6 separate regions of the Homo sapiens genome follow, and regions 2, 3, 4, 5 and 6 are each linked to region 1. The links are chromatin loops, found by intact Hi-C in ENCODE. Cell type or tissue: sigmoid colon. All regions are shown on one strand. Region 1 overlaps RBPJ (recombination signal binding protein for immunoglobulin kappa J region). Region 2 overlaps RBPJ (recombination signal binding protein for immunoglobulin kappa J region). Region 3 has its middle 42 kb from the start of LINC02357. Region 4 overlaps SMIM20 (small integral membrane protein 20). Region 5 has its middle 74 kb from the start of SMIM20. Region 6 overlaps LINC02357 (long intergenic non-protein coding RNA 2357).

Region 1 (5,000 bases):
GTTATGATCCAAATTCTGTGGGCAACGAATCTGAAAATCAGAGACTTTAAATGTGTCCAGGTTGACATTAGTTAGGAATCTGTGGAGCTAGGGTTGGAACTCTTGAGGGCCTAATTTTAAATATTTACCCTTTTTACTACCCTAATTGCCATACCATTCCATTTGCGTTTGAGTGTTGGTTATCTAGAGCAGGGATTGAGGAGGAAAAGATCCTTTAAATACTTAAACTTTGTAAACTTAACTTTGCCTAGGACTAACCCTTTTCCATTACCTAGGTGAGATTGGGCTAGCCCAATTGAATTATGAATAGATGTGTGTTTATCATATAGCTTCAAATTTAGGCAAGCTGCTTTTCTTTTCTCTGGATTTTTGAAGATGCATTTTAGTACAATTGAATTCACTTATTCTTTATTTCTGATTGGCTATTGTGTGCTAGGTTTTATGCAAAAGGACCTTTACTAGGAGTTTTAAAAGTCACTGTGTCATTTAATACCGGGATGTATAACTGAGGCCCGTTGGAGATAACAAAAGGGGAAGACCTATTTAGAAAATTGTGTTAAAGTCCAGATAAGGTTCCTGTTTGTTAGTTACTGTTAAAAAATACGGCCCGGCATGGTGGCTCATGCCTGTAATCCCAGCACTTTGAGAGGTCAAGGTGGGCGGATCACCTGAGGTCCGAGGTGCCACTGCACTCCAGCCTGGGCGGCAGAGTGAGACTCCGTCTAAAAAAGAAAAAGATCCAACATATATAGAGAGCTGTAGTGGTTTGTCAAGTTAAAATGGAAAATTTAACCATATCTTTTATTGTAGTAGCTTTTATTTTTCTTTTTTCTTTTTGAGACAGAGTCTCGCCTTGTTGCCCAGGCTGGAGTGCAGTGGTGCAATCTTGGCTTACTGCAACCTCTGCCTCCTGGGTTCAAATGATTCTCCTGCCTCAGCCTCCCAAGTAGCTGGGATTACAGGCACCCACCACCACGCACAGCTAATTTTTGTATTTTTAGTAGAGACGGGGTTTCACCATGTTGGCCAGGCTGGTCTCGAACTCTTGACCTTGTGATCTGCCCGCCTCTGCCTCCCAAAGTGCTGGGATTACGGGCGTGAGCCACCGCACCCAGCCTATTTTCAATTTCTGTGTATTATTTGGGCATGGCCTAGCTGGTCTAAAACCCCAGTCAAAAGAAAGCTTTAACAATCTAAGCTTTGAAGTCCTCTAAAAAATGAACAAAAATGATGAAAAGGCCAGAGTAACTACTTTCCTATATTTTTACTGATTTGTATTGTTAAAAATTTCAAAGTAGACCTGCATTACTTTATGATAAAGGGGAAACCCATTAAATTTACTTGATTTTTTTAAAAAACAGGTGTTAGTAGTAAAGGACTGCTAATGCTAATCTAGCCCTCTGGATGTCTGTCAAACTGCCCTGGATTCAGAGAAGTGTTCTGGGCTCTTACTTGGTGGTGGAGTGCACAGTGGGAAGAGGATCTGTCTTCTTTCTTGCCGATCCTGGTTCAGGCCTTTTTGAAGAGTTGCAAAGGCGTAAGGCGTGAGGTTACCTGGGGGCATGATCACAGTCCTCTTGGCTGTGTCTTTTTGGCATACAAAATAACTCCAGTGAGTGATGCTTAAAAATACTTGGTTAGGAAATTTTATCTCCAAATTTAAAATTGTTCTTGATGTTAAATATGGTGCCTAATAACTAGTATTTATTTGCATGGCACATCTAGTACCCCATTTATATTAGTGATTAATTTCTCATTAAGTAAGATCTTAGGTTAAAGAATAAACTTTTTAAAAGATTATTTTATCTAGAGCTTTCTTGAAGGAAGTAATTAAGCAGTAGCAGTAATGATGCTGTTAAAACAATGAACAGTAAAGTCATTTAGACTGATTCTGAAGTCATATTGAGATTTGTGTTAATTGGCCAATTGTGGCATGCAAAAAGTTCCTAAATATGGTCCTTGTGAACTGAATAATCATCAAAGGTTAGTGATGATTCTGCAAAGGTAGCAAGATAATGCAAATATCATGAGTTTGGATTCTGTTTAACCTAATTTATTTTATATATTGGAATGGATAAAAAGCCTTCTTTGAATCTGTAAGGCAGTTTTCAGACATCATCTCAAGATTTGAGGAAATCAGTGGTTGAAACAGTCTCTGAAAATAAAGACAACTGTGAAAGGAGTAAAATTTTAAATGTGTGCATATCGCCACCAAGTGGCAGAGAAAGTATTGTTTGTTATAGTTGATAGAGCTGCTAGGGAAGATGAGAAAATAAAGGCAACGTGTTTTATAGGATATCTTTTTATAGCAGCAGTTAAATTCTGTAAGCTAACCACTTTTCAGACTTTTCACTGAGTGTTTGATACATATTGACCAACTGCCCAAATTTTAAAAAATAGTCAGTTTCACACACCTGGCCTAAAATACACCACATAAGATATATTTTAGGCCAGGTGCAGTGGCTCATGCCTGTAATCCCAACACTTTGAGAGGCCAAGACAGGAGGATCCCTTGAGACCAGGAGTTCAAGACCAGCCTGGGCAACATAGTGAAAGTCTGACTCTGTCTTTAAAATTAAATAAATAAATAAATAAATAAAGATGTATTTAAGTTTTCTTCTGTTAATTTGGTGGCCTTTTATTTTTACCCCACTCCCTTTAGTTTCTTTTGCGTGTATTCTTGCCTTTTTTTTTTGTATATATGCTGACTTTTATTCAATCACTAGATTTTTACGAAGTATGGGCAACAACTTGATTTGTTTGCCGTATTTTAGGGGATGATGATATTGGGATGTTTAAGGTATGATTTTATCAGCAATATAGAAATAATTTGAATGTTTAGATTATATTGGATTTGCTACTTCCATCATGGCTTTTTGAAATAATTTAGAGTTGACTTTTTTTTTTTTAAAGACTCAGACTATTGAAAAGTCTTCATTTTTCTTATATTTATTACATGATTGGAAAGCACTTTCAAGATAGAACCTTGGTCAGTGTTTTGAATAGAGAATTTTTTATCAACCTGATTTTTACCATTTCATGCATTTTGTCACAGTACTTTTGAGAAAACCAGCACTACTCATTCTTTTATCAGTTTAGCTCTCTTTATATTTTTCAGATGTGAAATTAAGAAGTACCATTTATGGGCCAGGCGCGGTGGCTCACGCCTGTAATCCCAGCACTTTGGGAGGCCGAGGCGGGCGGATCACGAGGTCAGGAGATCGAGACCATCCTGGCTAACATGGTGAAACCCCATCTCTACTAAAAATACAAAAAAAAAAAAAATTAGCCAGGCGTGGTGGCGGGTGCCTGTAGTCCCAGCTACTCGGGAGGCTGAGGCAGGAAAATGGCATGAACCTGGGAGGTGGAGCTTTCAGTGAGTGGAGGTCGCGCCACTGCACTCCAGCCTGGGTGACAGAGCAAGACTCCGTCTCAAAAAAAAAAAAAAAAAGTACCATTTATGATAACTCATTGAGATTTGACTACTGTATTTGGCATATAGGTTGCGCATTCCCAATCCAAAAATTCGAAGTGCTCCAAAATCTGAAAACCCCGAGTGCCAACATGACCCTGTAAGAGTCTTGCTCTGTCATCCAGGCTGGAGTACAGTGGCACTATCTTGGCTCGCTGCAACCCCACCTACTGGGTTCAAGCGATTCTCATGCCTCAGCCTCCTGAGTAACTGGGACTACAGGCGTGCGCCACCATGCCTGGCTAATTTTTGTACTTTTAGTAGAGACAGTGTTTTGCTATGTTGGCCGGTCTGGTCTTGAACTCCTGGCCTCAAGTGATCTGCCTGCCTCAGCCTCCCAAAGTGCTGGGATTATAGGCATGAGTCACTGCACCCAGCCTGGAGCATTTTAGATTTGGGATGTTCAACCACTAAGTATAAATGCAAACAATCCAAGGTCTGGGGAAAAAAAATTCAAAACACTGTTGGTCCCAAGCATTTTAGATAAGGAATACACAACCTGTACTAAAACACAGCTCTTTTGAGTTTTATAGCTGATACACCAATTTACTAAGGAGTCTTAACATCAATGTTCAATTAAAAAAAACAGGAGATGTGTTTCCAAAATTGATGCCTTCTCAACCTCCTGAGAGTGTGCCAACCTAGGTATTTGACTCTGTGCCATAGTAAGCATTGGGTAGCTCCCAGCATTAGAAGCCAGAAAGCTCCCCTTTGTAGACTTGAACTGAACCCACTCCAAAACTAGCCCAGCTAATCCAGGCTTCCCTCCAAATTTAGAGTGACCTGGAACTGGGCCCACTAACTTGGCTGTGACCTTTATATCCTTGGCCTCAGTGTAAGTATACAGGCATGAAAACTGCTCTTTTCTATTGGATTAGATAAATGTGAGAGGACTACAGAGACTTCCCTCCTCCCTCAGTTAAATCCGTAGGGCCTCCTTGGTCTACTTGTCCGCTACCTCTGGCTTCGCTGCCTGTTAATCCCCCTCTTGCTCTGTACTCCAGCCGCTCTGGTCTGTTGGTTGTTTCCCCACTGTTGGTCACAGTCCTTCCTATCTGAGAACCTTTGCACTGGCTCTTTCCTCTGTGGAAATGCTCTTGCCCCAGGTGTCCACATGGCTTTAGGTCGTGACTCAAAGTCACCTTCTTAAGGAAACTTTTCCTGACCACCTTGGGCCGTCCCCATTTCAAGTACCCCTTGCCTGCTTTATTTTTTTCTCCCCATACTTATCACCAGCTAATGGAGTACATATGCATGTTATTTCACTCATTTATCTGTTTTTATTATCTCTCTCCTATTAGAGTGTAAGTTCCATGAGGAGAGGAATTTTGTCTAATTTTTTTGTTTATTTTTACTGCTATATCCCCAGTATCTGTTACACACTCAGGATATAATAAATAATTTGGAGAATTAATGAATATTAAATAAACCCAGCTTACTTCTTGTAAGTCATATGTAAATTGCCTCTAAAGTAGTCTGGTTAGGGTTGAGCAAAAAGTAGGTTCCATTAATATATTTTCAGTCAGTT
Region 2 (5,000 bases), 81 kb before region 1:
TAGGAGGATGGCCTGAGCCCAGGAGTTTGAGGCTGCAACGAATGGTGATCATGCCACTGTACTCCAGCCTGGGTGACAGAGAAAGACCCTGTCTCAAAAAAAAAGTTTTTCACTCTATAAAACTTTTTTATAAGTATGATATTGTGTTATAGAAGTACAGTATTGCTTTATGAAATATAAATGTAATATTGTAGTTTTTTTAAAATAATGTGAACAGTCTATTATGGACATAGCTTAATTTCCTCCAGTACAAACTAGCTTTAGACTGGTTTGCATAAATAGAACAAAGGTATATGTTCCCTTTTGGAAAACTGCAGATCTGCAAAGATTGTGCCTGATTTTGCCAGCATGTTTTTTCACATCTTTTTTTTTTTTTAATTTGATAACATTTTTCATGCAAAAAATTACCTAGATCTGTACAAAGCTCCTAATCCATACACCATTTGGAGTAAGCAGAAACACTGGGGTCCTAAGACATGTAGGAGGGGTGTTAAGGAAAATGTTAATAGTATAACCATGCTTTAGTGGCTCTCCTTTTAGTATTGTTTTAATAACAATATATTTATTAAATAAGCAGTTGAACACTTATTAGGTATAAGACACTCTTTGTGCTGGTCCTATAAAGATGGCTAAGAAATGGTTTGGTGAAGCTCATGACTTGGTAGAGTGTACACAGGTAATTATTGTGTAAGGGAGATTATGGTAAGTGCTGTAACCGATATTTAGTGTTGGTGGGAACACAGATGTAAATGATTATCTTCATTTGGAGTTCATAGAAAAGGTGAGAGTTGATAGGGAGTGATGGGAAATTAAGCTGGAAAAGTAATTGGGAGCCTCTTGGAAGACCTTGAGTGCTAACCTGATTATTTGGTTTTTTGGCTGGTTGGTGTTTTTTAGAGACAGTCTCATTGCTCTGTTGCTCAGCCTGGAATACAGTGGCAAAGTCGTACTTCACTGCAGCCTCAACCTCCTGGGCTCAAGGGATCCTCCTGCCTCACCCTCCCCAGTTGCTAGGACTATAGGTGTGTGCCACCAAACCCAGGTGTGCGCCAGCAACCCCAGCTAATTTAAAACATTTTTTTTGTACAGACAGCCTTGCTATGTTTTCCAGGCTGGTCCAGAGCTCCCGGGCTCAAGTGATCCTTCTGCCTTGGTCTCCCAATGTGGTGTGATTATGGATGGCCTAAGGTGATTATTTGAATATTAATCAGGGATACAGAGGACAAGGGTAAGGTATTGAGGTTTTTGTTTGTTTGTTTGTTTTGACGGAGTTTTGCTCTGTTGCCCAGGCTGGAGTGCAATGGTGCGATCTTGGCTCACCGCAACATATGCCTCCCGGGTTCAAATGATTCTCCTGCTTCAGCCTCCCGAGTAGTTGGGGTTACAGGCATGCGCCACCACTTTCAGCTAATTTTGTATTTTCAGTAGAGACGGGGTTTCTCCATGTTGGTGAGACTGGTCTCGAACTCCTGACCTCAGGTGATCCACCCGCCTCAGACTCCCAAAGTGCTAGGATTACAGGCATGAGCCACCGTTCCTGGCGGCATTGAGGGTTTTAAGATGAGGTAGGGCTGGATGTAAACAGTGTAAAATAGATTGGAATTGGTGGACACCATAAGAGAAATATAATCAAAATCTGATTTTGGTGGTGGGCCTAGGAATGAATAGGCCAAGAAGCTCTTTTTGAGGCAGGGTGATGTAGGGAACTTGGGAATAATTGTACTGTAAGTCACTAAAATAAGTTTGTGGCTATGAGCATTTCACTTAAGCTAGGTCTTTTCCTTTGTCTAAAAAATGGAAGAAAATAATACCTCATGGTATTGATGTGAGGATTAATAAGAGATAGAAAATGCCTACTGGGCCGGCTGGGCGCGGTGGCTCACGCTTGTAATCCCAGCACTTTGGGAGGCCGAGGCGGGCGGATCACGAGGTCAGGAAATCGAGACCATCCTGGCTAACACGGTGAAACCCTGTCTCTACTAAAAATACAAAAAATTAGCTGGGCGTGTTGGCAGGCGCCTGTAGTCACAGCTACTTGGGAGGCTGAGGCAGGAGAATGGCATGAACCCGGGAGGCGGAGCGTGCAGTGAGCCGAGATCACGCCACTGCACTCCAGCCTGGGCGACAGAGTGAGACTCTGTCTCCAAAAAAAAAAAAAGAAAATGCCTAGCTTGGTTCTGGTAATAGTAGGTGCTCAATAAATAGGTTCTCCTTACCCCTTTTCTGAAGTGTGGAATTTAAAGGGTAAGATGGGAGTGGGGTACACCCCCTTCAGAAGGGAGGGTAGGAAAAAACCTGAAATTAAAACCTGGTGATAAAATAATCAGAAAAGGGAAAGTTCTGAGTAAGGTGAACAGATACAAGAGAACCTTTTTAACAAAGTGTTGTGCTTATTGTAGGTCTTTAATAAATGCTGGATGCTTATTTTTGCATACTTCTGTTACACTTAACATTGTTCTGCAATTATATAAATTTATCTGTAATTGATTGTTTAATCTGTCAGTGAGCTTCATAAGAAAAGGAGCAATTATTTTACTTACCTTGCACAATTGTGGAGCACCTACCATCTGCCAGAATGTTATTTGCTGGATGAATATGGCTTGAGCAGATTTGGTAATATATAACACTTGCCACTAGGTGGCTCTTGGTCTTGATAAAGCTGACATTCAGCATAGATAGGTTTTTCTACCTAGAAACCCACGTAGAAACTGACCCCCGGATTATATTCACTTTTTTGCCTTTTCTGTACCTATATTTTTTGAAGTGGAATATGAAACACATATCATATAGAAAACTCATTTAGACTGTTGAAAATTAGAAAAGTGTAATGCCTTTAGAATATGTCCTGTAGAAAGAAGCAGAATGGAAGCTCAATGAAATTCACAAGTGAACAAAGCACATTTCCCCATCTCTCAATGTGCTTAAAGTGAGGCATGATGGTTTGATTTTAGGCATTGTTTTTTGTTGTTATGACTGCGTAAATTGCTTTAAAGGAAGATATTGTGAGGATTTGTTTCTCAGAGGATTTGATGAACGATGATGAAGCGTGGTGTGTACTGATGCTAGGCTATGATTCTGTGTGCTCTTATTTGTATTGTACTCTTCCTATTGAGAAGTAACATACCATCTAATGGTAACTTACATAACATAGAAAGGTAACTACATCCTGTGTGACACGTGTGATATATATTATTAAATCCATTAGATTCAGGAAATTTTAGAGCCAGAGAAGACCTTACTAATCATATATTCTAAAAGTACCCATTCATTTACACAGACAGGTTAGATAATGGCTGAGACACATTCAGTGACTGAGCTAGTTCCTGGTTTGTTTTAGGGGGAGGGGAAGGCCTGTGTTAGTCTTTTGTTTTTGAAACAGGGTTTGCTGTCACGTAGGCTAGAATGCAGTGGTGCTGTCATGGCTCACTGCAGCCTCAATCTCCCGAGCTCGTAATCATCCCACTTGAGCTTCCTGAGTAGTTGGGACTAGGTGCACGCCACCATGCCTAGCTGGGTTTTGTAGAGACGGAGTTTTCCATGTTGCCCAGGCTGATCTTAAACTTCTGGGCTTAAGGGATCTGCCGGCCTCAGCCTTCCAAAGTGCTGGGATTACAAGTGTGAACCCCTGTACCCAACGTTATGTTTTTTTTTTTCCCATACCTTTCTATTTATCTCACTCAGCTGCCTTTTAATGTTACATGCATTTTTAAAAAATAGCCCTTTTTCTCATATGTGCAGACTTAGAGCAAGACTGTAAATCCCTCAGCACCCAAGCCTTGATGGGTAGAGTGCGGCGGCCAGTGTTGCTTCATTAAATGGTCAGCTCGGAGCCTGCCTGCTCTTTCCTCGTTTGCTGTGTTCCTGTTTTTGGTGCTGCTTATGATCTTTGTCTTGTATTTCTAACTGACCAGGTGGCCTCTTCAGGAACATAGTTGTCCTCCTCACTGCACACCTCCTTATCCACTCTGCTTCAGTTGCTCCTACTCGAGAACTGGCTGGACGCAGTTACCTCTGGCTTACTCCAGTCTCTGCCTCTTTTCTCTCTAGCTTCTTGGTTATGCCACCTGCAATAAATTGCAGCTGGCTGTTTCCACAGCCTCTGGAAGGGAAGATGGAAGGACAGAGGAGAGTGAAAAGAAAGAAGGCTGTCATACAGAGAAGAGAGGCTACAACTTGAAATTTTATACTGAAAGATGATCTGGTTTATGAACATGATGATGATGTGTGTAGTGAATTTTTTCTAGTGTATATGCCAAGGCAATATTATTCTCTTGACTATGGGATTCATTAAGTCTGTTGTATCTGTCATCCATGCTTATCCACATGTCAAGGAAGTGAATTAATTTCAGCATTCCCAAGATAGAAGTGATAGTATATGGTAATTTACTTACAGCTTATAATAATGAGTGTCATTATTTGATTAAATGGATATTACTAATTAATGGGAGTTGCCATGTCACTATTGTAATGTTAAAAAAAAAAAGACCTTTCAGAGGTTATTTCATAATTATTGGTAAGTAAGCCATTCTTTGTCCTGGCCTTCCTCCCATGTATTCAATGTGATATGTACACTTTGCACACAGGATTTACTGACATGTCATTTACTTAAACAGCAGTTTCTTAGGTACCCTAAGTCCTGGAAATTGTCAGTTGCTTAAATAATTAAATACAAATAAATCAGCTGTCCACCTAAGCTACCATATACATTTTTGTTTAAATTCTAATGTAATTTAAAAGGCATTTATTTAATTTTTAGCTTGTTTTCATAGTTATTTCAGGGAAATGACCATCTTGATATGGAAATTTTTCTTAGAAATTAATTGATTTCACATCTGTATAAAATAATCATCTTGATTATTTTTCTTGTTGGAAAAGTAATGTTTGTTATAAGAAATTCAGAAGTTATTTATTTACTTCTTGAGACAGGGTCTCGCTTTGCTACCCAGACTGGAGTGCAGTGGTGCCATCATATCCCACTGAAGCCTGAAACTCCTGGACTC
Region 3 (5,000 bases), 380 kb before region 1:
AAAGGGTAGTAGGAGCATTAGAGGCTCCAGAGTACAGGTTTTATTTAAAGAGCAGCAGAGAGCCACTGATGGGGTTTAAGGAGAATTTCAGTATTGGATTTTAGTACTGGGAAACAACAAATATAATTATCTCATTGGTAGCTATACTGAAGAGAGGGAAAGACTGAAGTCAAGAAAACTAGGCCAAGAGGTGATGTGACAATTTATGCCAGGAATAAGATCCTGAAATAATGCTGCATAACAGTACTGAACGCCAAGGGCTGTGCCATCAGCAAGACCCGGGGGCCTATCTGGGCTTTGTCACTCATTAGCCATATGAACCTGAGCAAGTGACTTAACTTCTCGATGCCTCTGTTCCTTCCTATTTCCATGATATTTCTAAAAGAATTGAATGAGGCCGTGTGTGCACAATGCTTAGGACAGTACATGTAAGGACTCACTAAATTATTGCTGTTATTATTGTTGCTGGGCCTGTGGCAGTGAAAGACAGGTTCTAAGCAATAAGAAGAAATCAAGAGAATGCTGAGACCAGTTGGATGGAGAGAGGGGTGGATGAGACAGAAAGGAAGTAGAAATGTCTCTCGAATTTCTGTAGAAGAAACAATTTGGGGAGAAAGATAATGAGTCCAGTTTTGGACCTGTGGAGTTGGCAGTGTCTCTGGGCCATCCGCATGGAGATGATGGGTGTTCACCTGCACTGGCAGATACAGAGGGAGTGAGGATCTGAGTTGGAGATAGACTGGAGAGTCCTGGGGGTGGATGAGATCACAGGCCTAAGGTGAGTGTGGAGAATGAAAAGAAGACGGCAAAGAGGGAGCCCTGTGGGTGGTAGGGATGGATCAGAAGGAGCCAGCAAGGAACCAGAGGACGACAGGACAGAAAATCCTAAGAAAAGCCTTGGGAGTGGCCCCAGGAACTTCAAAGGAGACAGAAATTAAAGAAGTGTTAATTGCACTAAATGGAGACCTATGGCTCACGCCTATAATCCCAGTGCTTTGGGAGGCTGAGGCAGGAGGGTCACTTGTGCTCAGGATTTTGGGACCAGCCTGGGCAACATGGTGAATGGTGAATCCCCATATCTACAAAAAAAAAAAAAAAAAAAAAGCTGGGCATGGTGGTGCTCACCTGTAGTCCCAGCTACTCAGGAGATTGAGGTGGGAGGATGGCTTGAGCCCTGGAGGGAGACAGAGGTTGCAGTGAGCCAAGATCGCACCACTGCCCTCCAGCCTGGGCAACAGAGAGAAACCCTGTCTTAAAAAAAAAAAAATGCACGAAATGCTGCAGAACCGTCCAAAAAAAATCTGTGATGTGAACATTGGGCTGAAGGGCAAAGAGGTCATTGGGGACCTTGGCCCCTGCCAGCTGGAGGTTATGATGGGGCTGGAAGGCAGAGTCTGGTTGGGGACAGGGGGCAGCGGTGGGGGAAAGTAATTAGAACCAGGGATCAGGAAGAAAGCTTGTGTGAAGGTGGGAGAGAGTTCCGCAGTAGCCAGAGTTAATAAGGAGAGGAAAACGAAAGGAAAGTAAGGCGGAAGAAAATGGAAGGCAAGAAACCTAGGAAGACAAGAGCAGGCTTGATGTCCATGACAGGAACCCAAGCTGTCCCCGGGTCCTTGCCATGTGCCCAGAGTGTAGAAAATCGCCCCCCGTGGTTTGGGAAAGCCTGGCTGCCCAGCAGGGATAGGCGGAAAATTGGTGGGGAAAGTCTCCAACCTGAGCATGCATGGACAGAGCTCAGAGAATTCAATGAGGCCAGAAGGAAAGAGAATCATGGCTCCCATTTTCTGAGCACTCAACATAGCCAGGCACCTGGTGCCAAGATGTGGCAACCTACGAGGTCCTACCTATTTCACCAGTGAGCACCTGAGGCTCCATGAGGTTAAGGAACCGGCCAGCGCGGGCGGAACCAGGGCCTTCAACCCTGTCTGAGCCCACAGAGGTAATCCTTAGTCACCAAGCGCCGCTGTGTAAGGGACAAAGACCGCACAAACGGCCGGAGAAGACGCGAGAGATGTGGCCCAAAGAGAGGGGACGGGCCTGGGTGATTTTACACAGAGAGGGGACGGGCCTGGGTGATTTTACATAGAGAGGGGACGGGCCTGGGTGATTTTACATAGAGAGGGGACGGGCCTGATGATTTTATATAGAGAGGGGACGGGCCTGGGTGATTTTATATAGTGAGGGGACGGGCCTGGGTGATTTTATATAGAGAGGGGACGGGCCTGGGTGATTTTATATAGAGAGGGGACGGGCCTGGGTGATTTTACATAGAGAGGGGACGGGCCTGGTGATTTTATATAGTGAGGGGACGGGCCTGGTGATTTTACATAGAGAGAGGATGGGCCTGGGTGATTTTATATAGAGAAGGGATGGTCCTGGGTGATTTTATATAGAGAGGGGATGGGCCTGGGTGATTTTACGTGCGGATGCAGAGGAGGGGCAGCGTCGGGGCGGCGGAGTCCGACCTCGGGGGATTCACCCTGAGGGTTACAGGCAAGGCCGCTCCAGGCACGCAGCACCTGCCGGGCGCCACCCAGGAGGGGGCAGCAGCGCCATTCGCAAAGCCGGCCCGCTCCGCTCCGCTCTCAGGCTCAGGGCTGCGGAGACAGGAATCGCAGCTTCCCCTGGAAGGGGCGTCCCAGGGGACCTCCGCCAGGCCAGGGGAACCCGGCCTCCGGGCCTGGGTGAACGTGCCTTCCAGACCATCCTGGCAGGCCGCTGCTCCCTAGAGGCCTAAGGCGCTTGGGACAGCCTCCCACTCTACTCCTGAATCTCTCCTCCATCCCGGCCGGCCCCCACCCACCCCTGGTGGAACGGAGACCCCACGTCTTGCTCAGGACCTTCGCCACAAGGCCTCCCTACTCTGCCGCAGTGAGCCCTGCCAGGGAGGCAGAGCAGCAGAGCCCACCCTGCCACCGCCGCAGGGGCCCTCCCCAGGCTGGCCCTGCTGTCCCAAGGACTGATAGTCACCAGGCTGTACAAATATATCTCCTACAGCACATCGGATGCGAAGGGAAAACGGAGGATCACTATATTGCTTAGAACTAATCTGGTCTTTCTCTTCTGAGCCTCACCCACTAGTTAGTGGGATGGGAGGATAAATGAGATGTCCAATCCAGTTAAACTTTGAGCTGATATTTTAAACCCTGCAGAAAGTGCTGGGTCTTTAGGAAAAGCGCTCAGTGTCTCTGAGAGCTGCTGCTTGCTCTGTCTCTCACTGCGGAGGCAGGGATATGGGGAGCGAGGGGGCTTTCCCCGCCGTGGCAGCAGAGCAGTGGGTTCCTTGGTCCCATGAAGGTCCCTGGCTGTGTGCCAGCTGCTGCCTGCTGGTCTTTGGGGAGACGTCCTTTTGTGGCCTGTGTCGTGCTGGACCTCCTGGCCTCCAGTACTGAATGTGTGGCCCATTCTTCCAGCCCAGGCAGTGCCCCGAGTGGGCTGCAGCCCCAGAGCTCTCCCCGTATCCCCCAATGGCTCTCCAGTCTGTTCCTGGGGAGGTCCAGCCCTTGGGCGTGACCGGGCGGTCACCTTGTCTCATAACAGCAAGCTCACTGGTGGGTCCACTGGTTCCCGACTCAGCATCTGTGCCCCGTGGGACTGAAGGGAGCTCTGGGAAGCCCCCAGGCTGACCATAACGCAGCTCCTTTCCGGGGCTGCAGCCTGGGTTCTTAGGGGGCAGCTTGTGAAGTGGCTTCCTCTCGGAGTCCTGAAGGGTGACATCTCTAACGCTGTCCCTCTGCGGGCCCAGAGATGGGAAAGCCAGGTCTTCCATCAACTCTGTTGATGTCTTGGCTATTCTCAGCCAGTCCACGTCCTTCTCTTTTTAAAAGATTCCCAGGTACAGAAAAAGCACGGTGGGCTTTCCCTTGACTTCTTTCTCTCCACATTTCCTCCTTCCAGACTCCCCTGAACCCTTAGTGACTGGCTTTGGTATCCAGCTGTGTATTTTGGAAATCCCTAGCTCAGCGCTTTAGGATTCACCTTGAAATACCAAGGGAAGAGGAAGAAGAATTTGAAAAATCCCGTCTCAGAATAATGGTCTGGCCTCTCAGGCAGGAACTTTCTGCATAACCTTATTTTGAATGACCAAAGCTCAGCATTGCCTGGGTGTCTCTTGGGATTCCTCCTGTAACCGAGTTGAATCTGCCCACAATTTTCCCCTCTCCCCATCTCATCACGCCTCCTCCCCCTGCAGCCAGATATCTAGGGAGAACAGGGAGAGTGGGAACCGGAAGAGAAAGCATGTTACTGCCTTGAAATGGGATCCCCCTTCCCCTGTCTTGCAGTCTGAAGAACTCTGTTCTCATCAGGTCCAAATCACTTAGCTTTTCTTCTTTCTCTTATTGTTCTGTTAAAGCTCCAGCTATCTATCTCTACTCTCATCACTCCCCAGCACACCTCAGTCCACCCTACATACAGTATCGTCTCCAGTCCTGCACCTTCAGGTAAGGACCACGCTTTGTCTGATTCTTCGGATGCACAGCCCATGCTTTCACACTGCCATGCCATTGCTGCGCCGTGTCCCCACCTGAATTTTCTATCTTCCAGTCCTTTTTCAAGGCTCATCTCAGTATCACTTCCTATGAGAAATCTTTCTCAAGTTTACTAAGTCAGATGAGACTTCTCCCTCCTCTAACGCCTGCACCACTCTGAATCTCTCACATCCTGCCTTGTATTTAGATATGTGTGTATTTATTTCCCAGCTAGGCTGGGATCACTCACTCAGCTACATATCTTCTGTACGGTTGTGGATTAAATTAAATCAAATATGACGCTGGACATGGTGGCTCAGGCCTGTAATCCTAGCACTTTGAGAGGCCGAGGTGGGCGGATCACCTGAGGTCAGGAGTTCAAGACCAGCCTGGTTAACGTGGTGAAACCCTGTCTCTACTAAAAAAAAACACAAAAAATTAGCCGAGCATGGTGGCAGGCGCCTGTAATCCCAGCTAATCAGGAGGCTGAGGCAAGAGAATCGCTTGAGCCTGGGAGGTGGAGGTTGCAGT
Region 4 (5,000 bases), 480 kb before region 1:
TGGATTCAACCAGGCTCTGGTGAGGAAACAGACCTGTTGACACTGTTGGGAGGAGTGCAGTGCTTCAAGTGGCTACTTGGTCCCCTTCAGCCAACTGGGTCACACTTGCTCCTGTGGTCATATGGCTTCCCCTCCGTCCCTGGTTCTTTCTTGTCACCACGTCCATTTGGTCCCCTTCAGCCAACTGGGTTGCACTTGCTGCTGCGGTCATATGGCTTCCCCTTGGCCCCTGGTTCACACTCACCACCAGTGAACCTCCAGTTCTGGAATACCCCAGAGGCAGATGGTGTATGTATCTAGGTAACAGCAGCAACAAAAGCAACTGAAAAGCTTTTGAAAAAAATTTTATATTTGCTACTTTTTAAAAGATAGCTTCTTTGAAATAATCACCATGGAAGAGTCAAAATGGTGTTGGACTTTTCGTATGCATGTTGTACAGTTATGTGGTTTTTGTTAGTGAAAAAAGAAACTCAAACTTGGGGAGGCTGAGGCAGCAGAATCACTTGAACCTGGGAGGCAGAGGTTGCAGTGAGCCGAGATCACGCCACTGTACTCCAGCCTGGGTGACAGAGCAAGACTCTTTCTCAAAAAATAAATAAATAAACAAAAGAAACTCAAACTGACAAAAGATCCAAGAACAGTGCAGTAAATTCCTATATTGTCCTTCACCTTGATTTACCAGTTGTTAACATTTTGCCACATTTGCTTTCTCCCCCTATATATAACATACAGATACATACATATATACAGATATAGTTATATGTACTATATATTATAATTATTACTGTTATTTTGTTGAACCATTTGAGAGTAGGTCAAAGACATTGTGAGCTTTCATTCCTAAACACTTCAGCCTGTATTTCCGAAGAACAAGGGCATTCTCTTATGTAATCACAATGCGGTTTTCCAATCTAAGAAATTTAACGTTGATACAGTGCTATTACAGTTGGAGCATTTCTAATCTGAAAATGGAAAATGCTCCAAAATCTGGAATTTTTTGAGTTCCAAAATGACACAAGTGGAAAATACCACACATAAGTACTTAATATAAATTTAGTTTCATGCACAAAATTATTAAAAACATTGTATAAAATTATCTTCAGTCTATGTATATAAGATGTATGTGAAACAAATGAATTTAATGTTTAGACTTGGATCCCATCCCCAAGATATCTTGTTATATATATATGTAAATATTCCAAAATCTGAAAAAAATCCTAAATCCAAACCAATTCTGTTCTCAACCAATTTCAGATAAGGGATATTCAACTTGTATGGAATATACAGCCCACGTTCAAATTTTGCCATTTGTCACAATTCAAGTTGTGAGTTGCTTTTATTTTATTTTATTTTTTTATTTTTCTTTTTTGAGACAGAGTTTTGCTCTTGCGCCCAGGCTCGAGTGCAGTGGCATGATCTTGGCTGACTACAACCTCTGACCCCCAGGTTCAAGCAATTCTCCTGCCTTAGCCTCCCAAGTAGCTGGGATTATAGGCGCCCGCCACCATGCCTGGCTAATTTTTGTATTTTTAGTAGAGATGGGGTTTCGTCACGTTGGCCAGGCTGGTCTTGAACTCTTGACCTCAGGTGATCCACCCGCCTCGGCCTCCCAAAGTGCTAGGATTACAGGTGTGAGCCACTGCGCCCGGCAGAGTTGCTTTTAAGTATTTATTGGCAGGAAGAAATAGGGAGGTAGGTTCCCAAGGTCATACCTTGCACCAGCTTTCATTTGCTTTTTTATTTTAGGTTTCTGTCTGCTGGTCCTCCACTAGAGCACCCTCAACGAATAATCCTGAGACTGCTGAGGGAGCTGGGGCTTGAGTATCCTGCAGTGTTTGCATTGTTGTGAATGTTCAAGTAACAAGTCACACAGTCGATGTATTTTCCGGTGTGGACATTTAATATAAGGATATGTTTTTGTTTTTAAAGACTTCAACATTATTAGGTAGATTCTTTTACTATCGTACAAAAAATCAGCCGGTCTGCATGTATTACTAGTTTTAATAATACACTTTGGCCCCTGGACCAGAGATAACGTCCTCAATTAAAACTACAAATCACACCACTGCCTTAGCACCAGGGGGCAGAGTCGGGCTTGCTGAGACACTGGAGTGGGGAGTTTTTTAACCCGGTGTGCCATATTTGGGTTTAAATTATTTCACTCCTGATAGAAATGTGCTCACTAGTGAAATTGGTAATAAGTTTATCCTGATTTGTTTACATAGTTAAACCCCTGACTTCTGCCATTTCCCTTTTCCTGAGGTTTATATACATTTGCTCTTTTCCAAAGATAGGGAAATAGAAGCTTACTGTCAACCTCAATCAAGATGCACTGCTAAATCGTGAGGGACTCGTTTCTGTTTTCCTTTTAGAGTATTCTGCATTCACAGATAAAGTGTCTTTGTGTTACATCATGAATTTACATAAGACTGCTTTGGCCTTAGAGTATTTATAAAACATTAATGGATTAAAGAACCAGGGGATGTAGATAGGATGCTAATACCTGGTTATCATTTGGTAGGAACTGGCTCAGCAAAGTGGTTTAAATTTCCTGACCAAGCCAAACTACAGAGGTGTTTGCATTAGGACAAGGATTATAAAGAGATTATGGTCTATTTAAAATAAATCTTCAGCCTTGCTTCAGCCTCATTAGCAATTAGCAAGAAAGTGTGAAGACAGGGATTTCTTTCTTTTCATTTGGTTCTCCGTTGCATCATAAGAGGTTAGAACCCAATTAGGCATTCGGTCCTTGCCACCAAAAGTCAGCTTCCTTTGATGCTTGGCAGTCTGCCAGCTTCTTTTGCCTTGCAGTACCTGCCTCTGGACAATGTGTTTGGTACACCAGGATGTCTGATTTTATGAAATCTCTAAGTCTAGAATGCTTTCTGATAGTGATTTTTTAAAACTCAAATCTTCCCTCTTCCATAGTATCAGAAAATAGACCTTTTAGTTAGATACAGAAAATTAATTCTATTTTTGTTCCTGCCAAGACTGATGACTGTGGGCTTTTACATGTTGGTATCTTCCAAGAGCATGTTCGAGACATCCATACTTTGAGACTTACATGTCTATAGGATGGTGGGGCTCAGTTCTACAATGATTTAATGTCTTAAGAAATGAGGACACCTTTTGTGTTATTTCAGAAAGTCTAACACTTTAGAGGCTCCATAATATCCACTCTAAATGGAAGAAATCTTTTGATATATCTTGAGAGAATCTTGGTTGCCATTCATCCGCTACTTTTCAGAGAGGAGCAGTGAAACCATCAGGCCGCTTGTTGCCTGGAATAGGCCTGAGTATCCTATGTGTTCTCTCCATCCCTCTTAGACTTGGATATCAGGATTCCCATAATCCCCATTGCCCAGTGTTTTATTTGCCACAGCAAAACTTAGTATTGATAAAACTATCAGGTCGGTCATTTAGGATTGACTTTCTGTCACATGACTAGAGAAGCAAGTTCAATGAATATTAGATTTGGCCAAACCCTGTTTCTTGTACCGTTACGTTTGTGTAACTTTATGAGAATCCAGAGGCCAAAGTAAAGAAAATGGCCTGATACTAAATAAGAGCTAAATGTGGATTTAAAGAAACACTGTCAGCCTGATTAAAACAAAGGTCCGATTATGACATTTCATTACTATAATTTAGTGGTAAACGTCCTTTGGCTCTAAGGCTTTCTCCTGAAAAGCTGTCATTTGTTTGTCAAGATACTTAAAATAATAACTCTTTGTTTTTACAGACCTTGGGTTTATTCTAAACCACTTAGAAAAATGTGTCAGAGTGCTTCAAGCCCACAGATATGAAATGCCCAATTTCTCTTGGCCCTTGCCTGTTGGACATCTCCAAAGAGACTGGCTTAGTTGCTGTCGCTACAATGTGCTAATTGGCGCAGCACCTGCAATCAATTAGGGAAGCTTCAATTATCCAAACCAAAGCCACCCACCCAAAGATTAATTTTCTGCTCTATTTCCTATCAAAAACATAGCATATTTAGCTCTGAGTCTAGTCCTTTGGTGGAGTGCATTTTAGACATATAAACTACATCGTTTTCTTAATTGTACTTGTTCCTTCAATTCAGCAGCTTTCCCCTCGTGATATCACGCCCACCAGTTCTTTCAAAATTGTTCTTTTTTTGTTGTTGTTTTCTTGTCTTTCCAAAATGCTGAGATCACAGAGAAGAGATGTTAGTTGGGGAGCTTTTCTTTTGAAGTATGGATTTCTTTATTCTTTTGAAAATACCCAATCTCTTTTGCATTATAGGATCTAACTTCCACAACCTAAAAGCTTTGCATAATAGCGTATCTGAATTTAACAGCACTCATAAATACTGTTTTCTAATTGTCCCATGTCATTGGCCCATGTAAATACAAATATTTCTCTCTCCCCGCCCCCCTTCTAAAGAATGATTTTTCTCTTATGTTTCTCAGAGAAGGAACAAGCTATAAATCGGGCTGGAATTGTTCAAGAGGATGTGCAGCCACCAGGTAAACTGAAAAAAAAAAATCAAAACCAAATCTTATTTGTACTACTGTGTTGTGCGGGTTTGTGTGTGTTTGCCTTGGCGTGGAGAGTGGGAAAATGCCTTTTAGCTTAGAGACAAGATTGTGATTTTGCTATTTATTTCTCAACAGTTGCCATTTATAGATGCCACCCAAGGCGTCATTCTAATATTTCACTCCAGAATACTTTTTGCACGTTTGCCAGGTTCCTCTTTTCCATTTTATAAGTGGGCATAAAAATGTTAACAAGTGCGTGATTCGATATGAGACGTGAATAGCTGTTTGGCAGACTTATTTACCAAGCACCTATTTAAACACTCCCCTCATGGGAAAATAGTGTTTACTTGTTAGCTGTTTGAATTGATGTGGGGTTCTGCTTTGCACAAGGGCTAAAAAGCTCCCTTTATGGCTGAATGGTTAGTTCCTTTCAGAGGATCCAAGTTAGCCAGGAATGAGAGGTTTCTCATTTATTAACCAAAGCTCTTATAATCTGTGGCAACA
Region 5 (5,000 bases), 420 kb before region 1:
TTATTTAATCCTCTCAACAACCTGTGGGCAGAGCATGGCATTATGACCCTTTCTATTTTATATATAAAGAAGTGAATGCACAGAAGTTTGCCAGAGGTCACCTGGGAAATACTTGCTGCAGGCTGAATTTGAACCTAGGCAGTCTGGCTTGCAACCAACCCCTCATCCATTCTTCACACTGTGGAGTGGACGGCTGGTAGGGAGTTCATGGGTTAGCTCTCCATAGCTACCCCTTCACTTGTTCATTTGCTCATCCACCCAAGGAGAATTTAACACACCTATTTTGCTGACTCTGCCCCAGCCCCACACGGGATTCCCCTGTCTAATGCCTCCAGTCTTGCAGGGCAGGGAGACACTTAGAAATGACAGGGACCCTATATAATAGGATTGTGTCCAAGAGGCTCTGAGGCAAAGAACAGGGGGATTCACAGCGTAAGACAGTCAAGATCGGCTGGATAAAGGCAGTGGTGGATATGCAAGGTCTTGAAGGGCAGGTAGGTGTTTCCCAGGCAGATAAAGGGATGTTGCCTTTGGAAAATAAGAGAGAGCTATGGTGGGTATATATGGAGATGCGAGTGGGGTGAGGCAGGAGGAGAGCACAGAGGAGAAGCTAGCTGGGTGCTGTGCTGAGGAGGTGTTTCATCCTAGAGGCTATGGCATTTTAAAGCCCCTTTGGGGCTGGAAACAGCATGGTCTTCAAACTCCATAGTAGCTTCCCATCATACATAGTCTAAAACCCAAAGTCCCCACTGTGGCCTAGAAGGCTGTACATGATGTGGCCTCCCAGCCCAGGATCTCATCTTTGCTCTCATCTCCCCCCAACTATTCCTATCTTCCTGCTCTTCCTCAAACAAGCCAAGCCTATGACCTAGACATTGAACTTGCTGCTCCCTCTGCCTGGAACTCTCTTTAGCAGAGTTTGGCTTAATCGGCTAATTACATTCAGCAGAGCTTTAGCATGGCTCTCAATAAATGCTTACTTGTTAAATGAATGAATGAGGTCTATTTTATGATATTTCAATTCATTGAAAGTAAGTATACAGACAGCTCTCAGCCATCTAACTGGGCTGAATAATGAACCAGGACACACTGTCGCCCTTCGGGCTGGCCTGATGGCCCTGTTAGGTCTGGACTGTCACTGGGTTGCTAGCAAATCCTCCTGAGCGGGTGTGGGCTGCAGTCAAAGCGAGGCTGCTTAGCAATTTGGCTCCTCAGCCTGTGGCTGCAGCTAACAACACTGCTGCCACAAACACGTCTCAGTAGCAGAAAAGAAGCCGTGAAATTGCCTGAATTGAGGAGCTGACGGGAAAGTAAAAGGGGCCTGTCAAAATCCAAGTAAACTAAAAGGCAATTCCTCCTTGCCACTGATGCACTTTTGACACTTGGAAAAGGGGAGAGAAAAGTCTCTTCCACTTCGCATCCAACCTATACCCTCCTTTCCTCTGTCGTCTCCCTGCACTCATAACAGAGAGGGACGGAGAGTCCTACAAGCTGTTGGGTGACCGTGGCCCTAGGGCGAAATGAAATCGCTGGCCGCATTATTAGGGAAACATGGTCTTGACAATTCTGGATGATCAAAATAGCAATAAAGTCTTTGATGGGAAAGACAAAAAGCACCCTACTTCTCTCCCGGGTAGCAGAGTGTCCAAATAAATTGTTTCGATAATTAGCAATTCATTCATGTTCATCCGTACTCAGTACTCGCCTCTTGTCTTTGTTCTTGGTTATTTCAGAACAAAACAAAAAAAAACTAAGGTGGGCTCCCAAATTTTGCCCCCTAACTCAGTGCTCAAGTTTATTTCTCATGTTATTAGTCTTTCCTGTGAATGATAACATCAGCTGATTATAAATAAATCAAGGTCCTTTTCTAGCAGTTACTGCTAAAAGTTAATGTCTCAGGCAGGATAGGGCCTATTTCAATATGCCTTAAACATGGGATGGAGCAGCTAAGCCATTTGCGCTCAGAATGCTGGTGAAGAAATTAGGGCTTAATGAATCCTGAAACAACCAGCCTCTCCTCTCCTATATGGAGAAAAGAAAACATGGCTCGCAATTTTAAATGTGAACCAACAACTTGTTTAGAAATTGTTATTTAGAGATAGTGGCAGTGGGGGACTCTGGAAAGCAGATGTCTTCACACCTCATGAGAGACATTGTTTTCTTAGGAAAGGCTGAGGTCGCCCCTCAGAGATTCTGATGATGAAATTTGGAGCCCACGTTTCCTACAATTCTGTGCATGCGGATGGCGGGTTTTAAATGCCCAGAATGTCCAATTTGCTAGGGGCCTCTTGGGGGTTAGGTAATTGCCTGGCAGCTTCTGCGGGTTCTACTGGCAATGGGCTCAGTAGAGTTACTCCTTGAAGATTTCAAGGCAAAGTGACTTCCCAATATTTGCAAATTGGCAAGCTATGAAGGTTTTGAAAAAAGCAGATGGAGGTTGGAGAGCTCGGAGCAGGCGCCGGAAATCTCAACTCAGAGAATGCGCGGGAGCCAGTTCTCCATCGGAGCGCTAGATGGCGCCAGCAGCCTGTCCGGGCTGAACCGCCTTCACCCTCCTCGTTCTCAGGGCGAGGCTGGCCCATAAAGAAGTGACTGTGGAACAACAACAACAAAACACCCAGAAAAGGCTTCCCGTTGCTTCAGGAGCACCGAGGGTGAATGTGGAAGGTGATTGGTGACACGTCTAGCTCTGGACGGCAGCACGTGGGCTGGCCGACAGGTTAGGAACCACTGCTGTGTGCTGTGTTGCATTGCTCTCCAATTGTCAGTACCGGGACTTTCTGATGACGGAGTCTCACTCTGTCACCCAGGCTGGAGTGCAGTGGTGTGATCTCTGCTCACTGTGCCCTCCGCCTCCCGGGTTCAAGTGACTCTTCTGCCTCAGCCTCCCGAGTAGCTGGGATTACAGGCTTGCGCCACCACGCCTGGCTGATTTTTGTATTTTTAGTAGAGACGGGATCTCACCATGTAGGCCAGGCTGGTCTTGAACTCCTGACCTCAGGTGATCCCCTGGCCTCGGCCTCCCGATTAGCTGGGATTACAGTCGTCAGCCACTGTGCCCAGCTTCTGATTGTCTTTTTACTCTTTTCTATCCCTGTTCTCTACTCCAAAGGCAGCTGCTTTAATGTGATTCATGCATATCCTTGAATTCATATTATCCATAGAAAAAAATCTGTGATCTCGAGCACGCATGCATGCATGTGCGTGCGCGCGCACACACACACACACACACACATTCAAAGAGTTTGAGTAAGAATGTACTTTTTAAAAAAAGCACCTAATCCACATTAACATTGCAAATTAGAAATCCAAAATCTAGGCTGGGTATGGTAGCTCATGTCTGGAATCCCAGCATTTTGAGAGGCTGAGGCGGGAGGATTGCTTGAGGCCAAGAGTTTGAGACCAGCCTGGGGAACATAGCGAGACGCCATCTGTACAAAACAAATCAAAACAGATGTGGTGGCGTGCACCTGTAGTCCCAGCTACTCGGGAGACTGAGGTGGGATGATCCCTTGAGTTCAGGGCTGCAGTGAGCAATGATCATATACCAGTGTACTCCCACCTGGCAACACAGCAAGACCCAATCTCTCTAAAGTTAAAAAAAAAAGTTTTCATAAAAAAAGAAAAGCATGCAAAGTCTAAGAAGGACAGACAAAGAGCTCGAGGTTTCACATTGGGTTGGGACAGCACTTGGCCTCCATCCCAGGCATCTTGATTCACAGGTCAGTACTTCTTCCACCAGAGCACGCATAGATTTTTAATTCACACAAATGAGTTATTAGTCTGGATCTAGCAAGAAAATTAGAAACCACTCTAGGTCTTTCAAACAGAGAAAATTTAATATAGGGAATTGGTTACCCAAGTTGATAGGCAAACTGAGAAGACAAACAGGTGACCCAGAGATTATCAACCTCAGGAAGCCACCATGACCCCTAGGGCTGGAGCAGCAATAGGAAGGATGATGCTACTGCTTTATGGCTGGGACTCCAATGTAGGGACCGCTGGCAGGATCTGAAACAGTCGAGGAGGGGCCATCTGACAGAAGGCAGAGCCAAGGAAGAGAAACAGGGTTGTGGGAGCTACCGGAGGAAAGACATAGAGAAACACCCTGGCTCTCCCTTCTTCCCCTCTCTAATCTTCTACCAGTTTCCCATTCCCTAAACCAACCCACAAGCCAGAGCCATGAGAGCTGGCAATTGTAGTTCCCTAGGATATAAGGAAGAGCAGAGGAAAGGCAGAGATGGATTGAGAACAAACTGGCAGTTTGGCATAGGCAGAATGGTGATGTGCTGAAGGTCCTGCTGTTATAAATGTTCATGTGTGAGGCCAGGCGTGGTGGCTCACACCTGTAATCCCAGCACTTTGGGAGGCCGAGGCGGGCGGATCACCTGAGATTGGGAGTTCCAGATCAGCCTGACCAACATGGAGAAACCAACATGGAGAAACCCCATCTCTACTAAAAATATAAAATTAGCGGGGCGTGGTGGCAGGTGCCTGTAATCCCAGCTACTCCGGAGGCTGAGGCAGGAGAATCGTTTGAACCCGGGAGGCGGAGTTCGCAGTGAGACGAGATCGCACCATTGCACTCCAGCCTGAGCAACAAGAGAACAAGAGTGAATCTCTGTCTCAAAATTAAATAAATAAATAAATAAATAAATGCCCGTGTGTGTGTGTGTGTGTGTGTGTGTATGCATGTGTATGCATTTAATACGGAATTGAGGTGAAGCATGTAGGCTGCCTGGTTGAAATCTCAGCTCCTCTGCTATGTAAGATGATAAGCAGTTTACTGAACTTTTCCATGCTTCTCTTTGCACATTGGAGATAATGATGCTGTGTACCTCATGGGATTTGGTGAGAACTGAATGAGTTACACTGTGTCAAGTACTTGGAATGGGGCTGGGTACAAAGTAGTATTCGATGTCCTCTATTATGTTTTTTAAGATCTGCCCATGTTACTGTGTATGTGCATCCAGTTTGAGGCTCGTAATTGCTGCACAGAG
Region 6 (5,000 bases), 330 kb before region 1:
CAGCTACTCTGCAGGCTGAGGCAGGAGTTGCTTGAACCTAGGAGGCAGAGGTTGCAGTGAATTGAGATCACACCACTGCACTCCATACAACTTTTTGAGACTCTGTCTCAAAAAATAAAATAAAAAAGATAAGATAAAAGTTAAAAAGATAAGATTAAAAATTTTCTACATTTTTAAGTGGTTGGAAGAAATCAAAAGGAGAATGATATCTCATGACTGGTGAAAATTATATGAAATTCACATTTTAGTATTCATAAATAGTTTAATTACAGGACAGACACGCTCACTTGTTTACCCATTGTCTTTGATCATTTTCGCACTACAGTGGCAGAGTTGAGCAGTTGCGAGTTGAGAGTTGCGTGTTGAGTACAGCCCACAAAACCTAAAATATTTACAATTTGTGCCCTTACTGAAAAAAAATTGCCTACCCCTACCCTAAAGGGTTGCAATTTGCAGTTTGAAACGCTCTGTTCTAAATGGTTTTGCCCCAAAAGGATTCATTTCTATTCATGTGAGTGAGCAGTTTTTTTAACAATGTCAAGTTAACCTTACTCTTCTTATTTCCTCATAGGATAAAGACAGAGGAACAAATACCAGACCAGCAAACTTACCTGAATCCAGCTGCCCTCAGAGTATGGCTGAGGCTTGGTCAAAGCCCAGAACTTAGCAAGGGTTAGAGGACATCATGGGACCATATTCCCAGTCACTCCAGGTATCCACTACTCACAGGGAAGGGAGGGATTATGAAGAACACAGAACAAATGTCAAGTTCTTGACTTTGAATCATTTAGGCTCTTGACTCTTATTACAGAGATTGGGTGGGTCCTCCATAGCCAAGGTTTGTGATAGAAAAGTGTGATCAAATCTAAAGGCTAAGCCCCACGTAAGCACGACATAAAAGTTTATACTACAAACAAGAGAATGGAAAGAGAGGAAAGGATGGTTGCTCTAGCTAGGGAAAGAGGAGAAGGGAAGAAGAAGATGCTGACATAGCCCTGAGGGGTCCTGCACTTTGCCTGCTCCCTCGTCTTGTGATTTTCTGAAGTGGGGTAGCGGGTGATAAATCATCAAGATAGGTTTAGTAATGCCAAGACCTGAGAATGTGTGCCCTGATCTACGGGAGACGCCTGGAGTTAGGGGAGAACAGCACAGATACATACCGAGATCATCAAGGGCCCTGAGGGCCAAATGCAGCATGCCACTTCCTTTTGTAAGTGAAGTTTTATTGGAACACAGCCATGCCCGTTCATTTATCTATTGCCTGTGGCAGCGTTTGTGCTACAGTAACAGAGTGGAGTACTCATCTAAAATACGTGCTGTCTGGCCCTTTACAGGGCATAGTTTGCCATCCCCTGCGTTGTATGCTGGCCATAGTGGAGAAGAGAGCGCAACAGAGCAAAGCAGTGGGGAGGCCCCAGGAAAGCCCCCGATCTGTCACAGCCAGGCCCATGTAAGAGAGCATCCTAAAGTTTCCCTTGCTCCTGCCTCCAAAATGGGCACAAAATGGCCAAAAGAGGGCCGCAGACCTGAGCAGAGCTTGAGGTTGGGACAAGAAGATACAGTGGAGATGGAGGGCTTTCTAACAATGGAGGACTTGGCAGCCTCCAAGTATGGCCCCTGGGTGCCACTACGCATAGGTGCTGATGGCCAAAGACCAGGTCTGCTTCAGGCTAAGGATGCCTGTGGACCATACCACCCCATCCCTCTCTCAGTCCCCCAGAACCCCGTTTTCTACACCTACACCATCCTATATTTCCAGGATCTTACCAGCAACCCCAAGAAGAAGGGAAGGGCATGAAATTTTGAATTGAGTGACTGAAACCGGCATGACTGCATAAACACTGAAGTGAGTGATTTTTACCAGGAAGACACTATATATTAAGTTTCCTGCCACTAGAAGAATGTAGACTTAAACTAGAAATTAGGTTATAGAAAAATGAAGAGGTTTACATTCTACATAGCCGATAGGAAGAACAGGAAACTGACTTTGTTGCTGCAGGAAATTGGAACTTCATTCACAGCAATTCTGAGACCACAGAAGTTGAAGTCCTTATGGTTCATGACTCAATGACTCCATACCTACTCATTTTTCTACCGACTTCTTTCTAGAATAAGACAGTTTAAAGCAGTCCAAATCTTCCGGAGATTTTTCCCATTCTACCTGCAACTCCATAAAAGGAATCCTGTACAAGTCTAAATTTTCACCAGTAGGTGGTGCTAACACAAACACTACACTGTACTTATCTGAGGATGAATTAGCCAGACACTAATTAAAGCTCTCTGCATTAGCACTTTTCTCTACAGCGCCTTCCCTCTGGTCTAATTGAACTTTGTTATTAAGCAGTCCCTGAGTGGTTTCACCTCAGGGCTAACACTCTCTCTCTGGAGTGGTATAATGGAAAGAATTCCAGCATTAGGAAACATGGGGTATGGATTTTGGCTGTCTTACTAATTAGATGAATTCGCCAAGTCACTTAATCTCTCTGAGTCTTAGGATCTTCATTTTTAAAATAAGTGAGTTGGGTTTGTGGGATGCTTGTTTTCCAGGTTTGAGAAACAATTCCACAACCGCTCTTCTCCCATCAAGCTAATACATTTTGAGGAAAAACTCAAGATTTCAAGAAATAGGCTCTCGGACACAATTCTGTGGGGGAGGTAAGAAGTCTGTGGCACAGACTTTCTGTCAGGCAATTTGGCAATGTATAGCGGCAGTCCTAAAAATGTATGTACCTCTTGACCACGAATTCCATATCTGGGAATTCATCTCAAATAAATAATTACAGGCATGTGCAGATATGGAGCCAAGAGAACACTCTATAATGCAGTGCATGTTGACTTTGTTGAGAGCTCAGTGTATCTTCGCTAACCAGTTTCTGAACTTCAGATAATCCTTAGAACTATATTATAATCCTTGTATAAGGCAACAAAGCAAACTATTGCTTAATCATACAATGAAAGGAAGAAGTAATGAACGTATTTTGTGTGCCACACACCAAGCCAGACACTTTTCTTAAGTTCTTTCTTTAAATATTCTTACAATAACCCTATGGCGAAAAGGTATTATTAATTCTATTTTATAGCTAGGGAGTCCAACACTCAGACCAGTTAACCTTCTTGATCAAAGTCACCCAGTGCTGATTACTGGGAGAAGAATTGCATCTTCTACTTTACAAAGATCAAGTTCTCTGAGGGCTTGGGGAAAGCTTTCCCTGTCATGGAAGTAAGAGGAGGGAAATTCAGTAGGTGAACTTTGATTCTGCCTCAGAATTGGATCTGGGCTCTTGGGCGTCTTTGAGGAAGAACTGCAATTTCAAAGCTTCTGCCAATTCTTTGTGCTGCTAAAAATGGAAACCCAAATTAGTCTGTGGGGGCCCCGCTTTCTGGTGGAGAAAACGTTCTTAATTGAGCTTTTATTTGTGCAAAAGGAAATTCCGTTCTGGGATGGGAAAGCCTAGACAAGGAAACACTCAAGCTCTGTGTCTACCAAAGTAAAAGAGTGAGGATTGTACCGATGTTAATGGATTTGGGGCTTCCACTGGTAGACAGAGGGAAGAGGCTGTGGGGGCACGGCATTCAGGGAAAGAGAAACACAGTCAATGCAAACCCCGGTGTGGAGGTAAAGACGGCATAGGAGCACACCTGGCAATGTGCTGGGAGCCTGAAGGTGAAGGAAGACCAGTAGGAATTGGGTGGGATGAGATTTGACCCAAGGACTTGGGGTATGGTTGGTCATGGCTGACACTGAGCTTCATTTTTCCCTCTCTGCACTGAAATTTTTTCAAGCTTTCAGTTGAGCCAGAAAGCCTCATGTTAGCATTGTCTTGGGGTGAAGGGAGGCACTGAATCCATTGGATCAGGGACACACATCCAGGTGGAGAAATGGTAAGTGAATGCCAAGACTGTGTCTACATTCCTTGGAAGAACCCTGGGCTTCCTGAAGCCTCCTGGTTTGGAAGCTGGAGTTCTTTTATTTGCATATATATATATTTTTTACAAAAAGGATGGTCTTGGAAGGTTGTCATAAACTCAGGGACACAGGAGTTCCGTCTCATTGTTATATTTCAGGGACTGAGACTTAAGATGTTCTGCAGGACAGCTGAAACCATGGAGAAGGGTGCTTTTTAACAGGGTTCACCTGTTCTGAGGACTCTGCGACCACAAGCACTTGGCCGCTGTCAGCAGGCTAGGTGATTACAGCATTAGATCATGCCTCTAATGGGAAAAAGGCTTCTCCTTTCTGGCTGACTAATCAGCTTGCCATTTTTATTGCATGATCAGTATCAAGAGCCAATGATTTCTGTCAGCTCCCCGGGTGCACACTAGCATGACAGAAAGAACAGCTATATTAGCAAAGAAAACAGGTGGAGAGATTAGCAAACTCACTTAAAAGGTCAAGACAGCTTGGTCCCTTATGGCACAGTGACAGGAAGGCTGAAGGGGCCCCTTTCTTAGAACAAGAATAGCTGCTAGTACGAAACTCCCATACTTCTAGTCATCTATCTAGTCATCTTGCTATTTTCCTTTTTCTTATTATTTTAAAGTCCAAAGTATTTCATGCTCATTGTCAATCTGTAGCAGTTCCCTAGGGCTGCCATGACAAATTACTACAAACTTGGTTTCTTAAAACAGCAGGAAATTATTCTCTCATGGCCCTGGAGGCCAAAAAGTCTGGAATCAAGGTGTGGGCTATGCTCCCTCTGGAGGCTTTATTGAAGAATCCCTCCTTACCTCTTCCAGCCTCTGGTGGCTCCAGGCAATCTTTGGCATTCCTTGGCTTGTGTCTGCGTCACTCCAATCTTTGCCTCCATCTTCGCACGGCCCCCTCTTCTCCCTAAGTGTCCCTTCTCTGCGTTTCTCACATAAGGACACTTGCTGTTGGACCTAGGGCCCACCTGGATCAGCCATGATGACCTCATTTTGAGATCCTTAACATAATTACATCTGCAAAGACTCACTTTCAAATAAGGTCACACCCACGGGTTCGAGGAAGACATGAATTT

What was found. Peaks named below come from ENCODE experiments on the same cell type or tissue, not always from the same donor. Only the 100,000 strongest peaks of a DNase experiment are listed, where the experiment ranks them.
Region 2: a loop joins it to region 1, with 5 times the contacts of the local background. A loop is called at or near these places in 89 of 110 quality-filtered maps.
Region 3: a loop joins it to region 1, with 6 times the contacts of the local background. A loop is called at or near these places in 47 of 110 quality-filtered maps.
Region 4: it touches region 1 in a loop (4-fold over the local background); 29 of 110 quality-filtered maps call a loop at or near these places.
Region 5: a loop joins it to region 1, with 4 times the contacts of the local background. A loop is called at or near these places in 70 of 110 quality-filtered maps.
Region 6: a loop joins it to region 1, with 2.6 times the contacts of the local background. A loop is called at or near these places in 74 of 110 quality-filtered maps.

Annotation. Positions count from the first base shown.
Region 1 is chr4:26,408,681-26,413,680 of GRCh38, forward strand. All of the region lies in intron 3 of RBPJ (recombination signal binding protein for immunoglobulin kappa J region), which reads left to right. Among named protein-coding and RNA genes, the nearest start is that of CCKAR, 79 kb to the right of the region's middle. In sigmoid colon, a CTCF peak has its summit at 2,210 (motif pointing left); a DNase peak (open chromatin) is centred at 4,471; H3K27ac peaks cover 197 bases.
Region 2 is chr4:26,327,750-26,332,749 of GRCh38, forward strand. The region is part of intron 1 of RBPJ (recombination signal binding protein for immunoglobulin kappa J region); the gene reads left to right. Among named protein-coding and RNA genes, the nearest start is that of RBPJ, 9.2 kb to the left of the region's middle. RefSeq lists an enhancer at 3,198-3,492. In sigmoid colon, a CTCF peak has its summit at 2,629 (motif pointing right); no DNase peak of the experiment used is centred here.
Region 3 is chr4:26,026,380-26,031,379 of GRCh38, forward strand. No RefSeq gene overlaps it. Among named protein-coding and RNA genes, the nearest start is that of LINC02357, 42 kb to the right of the region's middle. RefSeq lists enhancers at 3,005-3,586, 3,587-4,169. In sigmoid colon, CTCF peaks have their summits at 2,537 (motif pointing right) and 2,739 (motif pointing left); DNase peaks (open chromatin) are centred at 2,552 and 3,380; H3K4me3 peaks cover 508 bases.
Region 4 is chr4:25,923,886-25,928,885 of GRCh38, forward strand. SMIM20 (small integral membrane protein 20) reads left to right here. Exons shown (of 3, transcript NM_001145432.3): 2 at 4,428-4,484. Among named protein-coding and RNA genes, the nearest start is that of SMIM20, 12 kb to the left of the region's middle. RefSeq lists a silencer at 2,028-2,077. In sigmoid colon, a CTCF peak has its summit at 2,070 (motif pointing right); a DNase peak (open chromatin) is centred at 2,092.
Region 5 is chr4:25,985,792-25,990,791 of GRCh38, forward strand. No RefSeq gene overlaps it. Among named protein-coding and RNA genes, the nearest start is that of SMIM20, 74 kb to the left of the region's middle. RefSeq lists an enhancer at 2,585-2,784. In sigmoid colon, a CTCF peak has its summit at 2,502 (motif pointing right); a DNase peak (open chromatin) is centred at 2,510; H3K27ac peaks cover 227 bases.
Region 6 is chr4:26,079,879-26,084,878 of GRCh38, forward strand. LINC02357 (long intergenic non-protein coding RNA 2357) reads left to right here. Exons shown (of 3, transcript XR_925506.3): 2 at 572-712. Among named protein-coding and RNA genes, the nearest start is that of LINC02357, 12 kb to the left of the region's middle. RefSeq lists an enhancer at 1,322-1,501. In sigmoid colon, CTCF peaks have their summits at 2,208 (motif pointing right) and 2,409; a DNase peak (open chromatin) is centred at 4,283.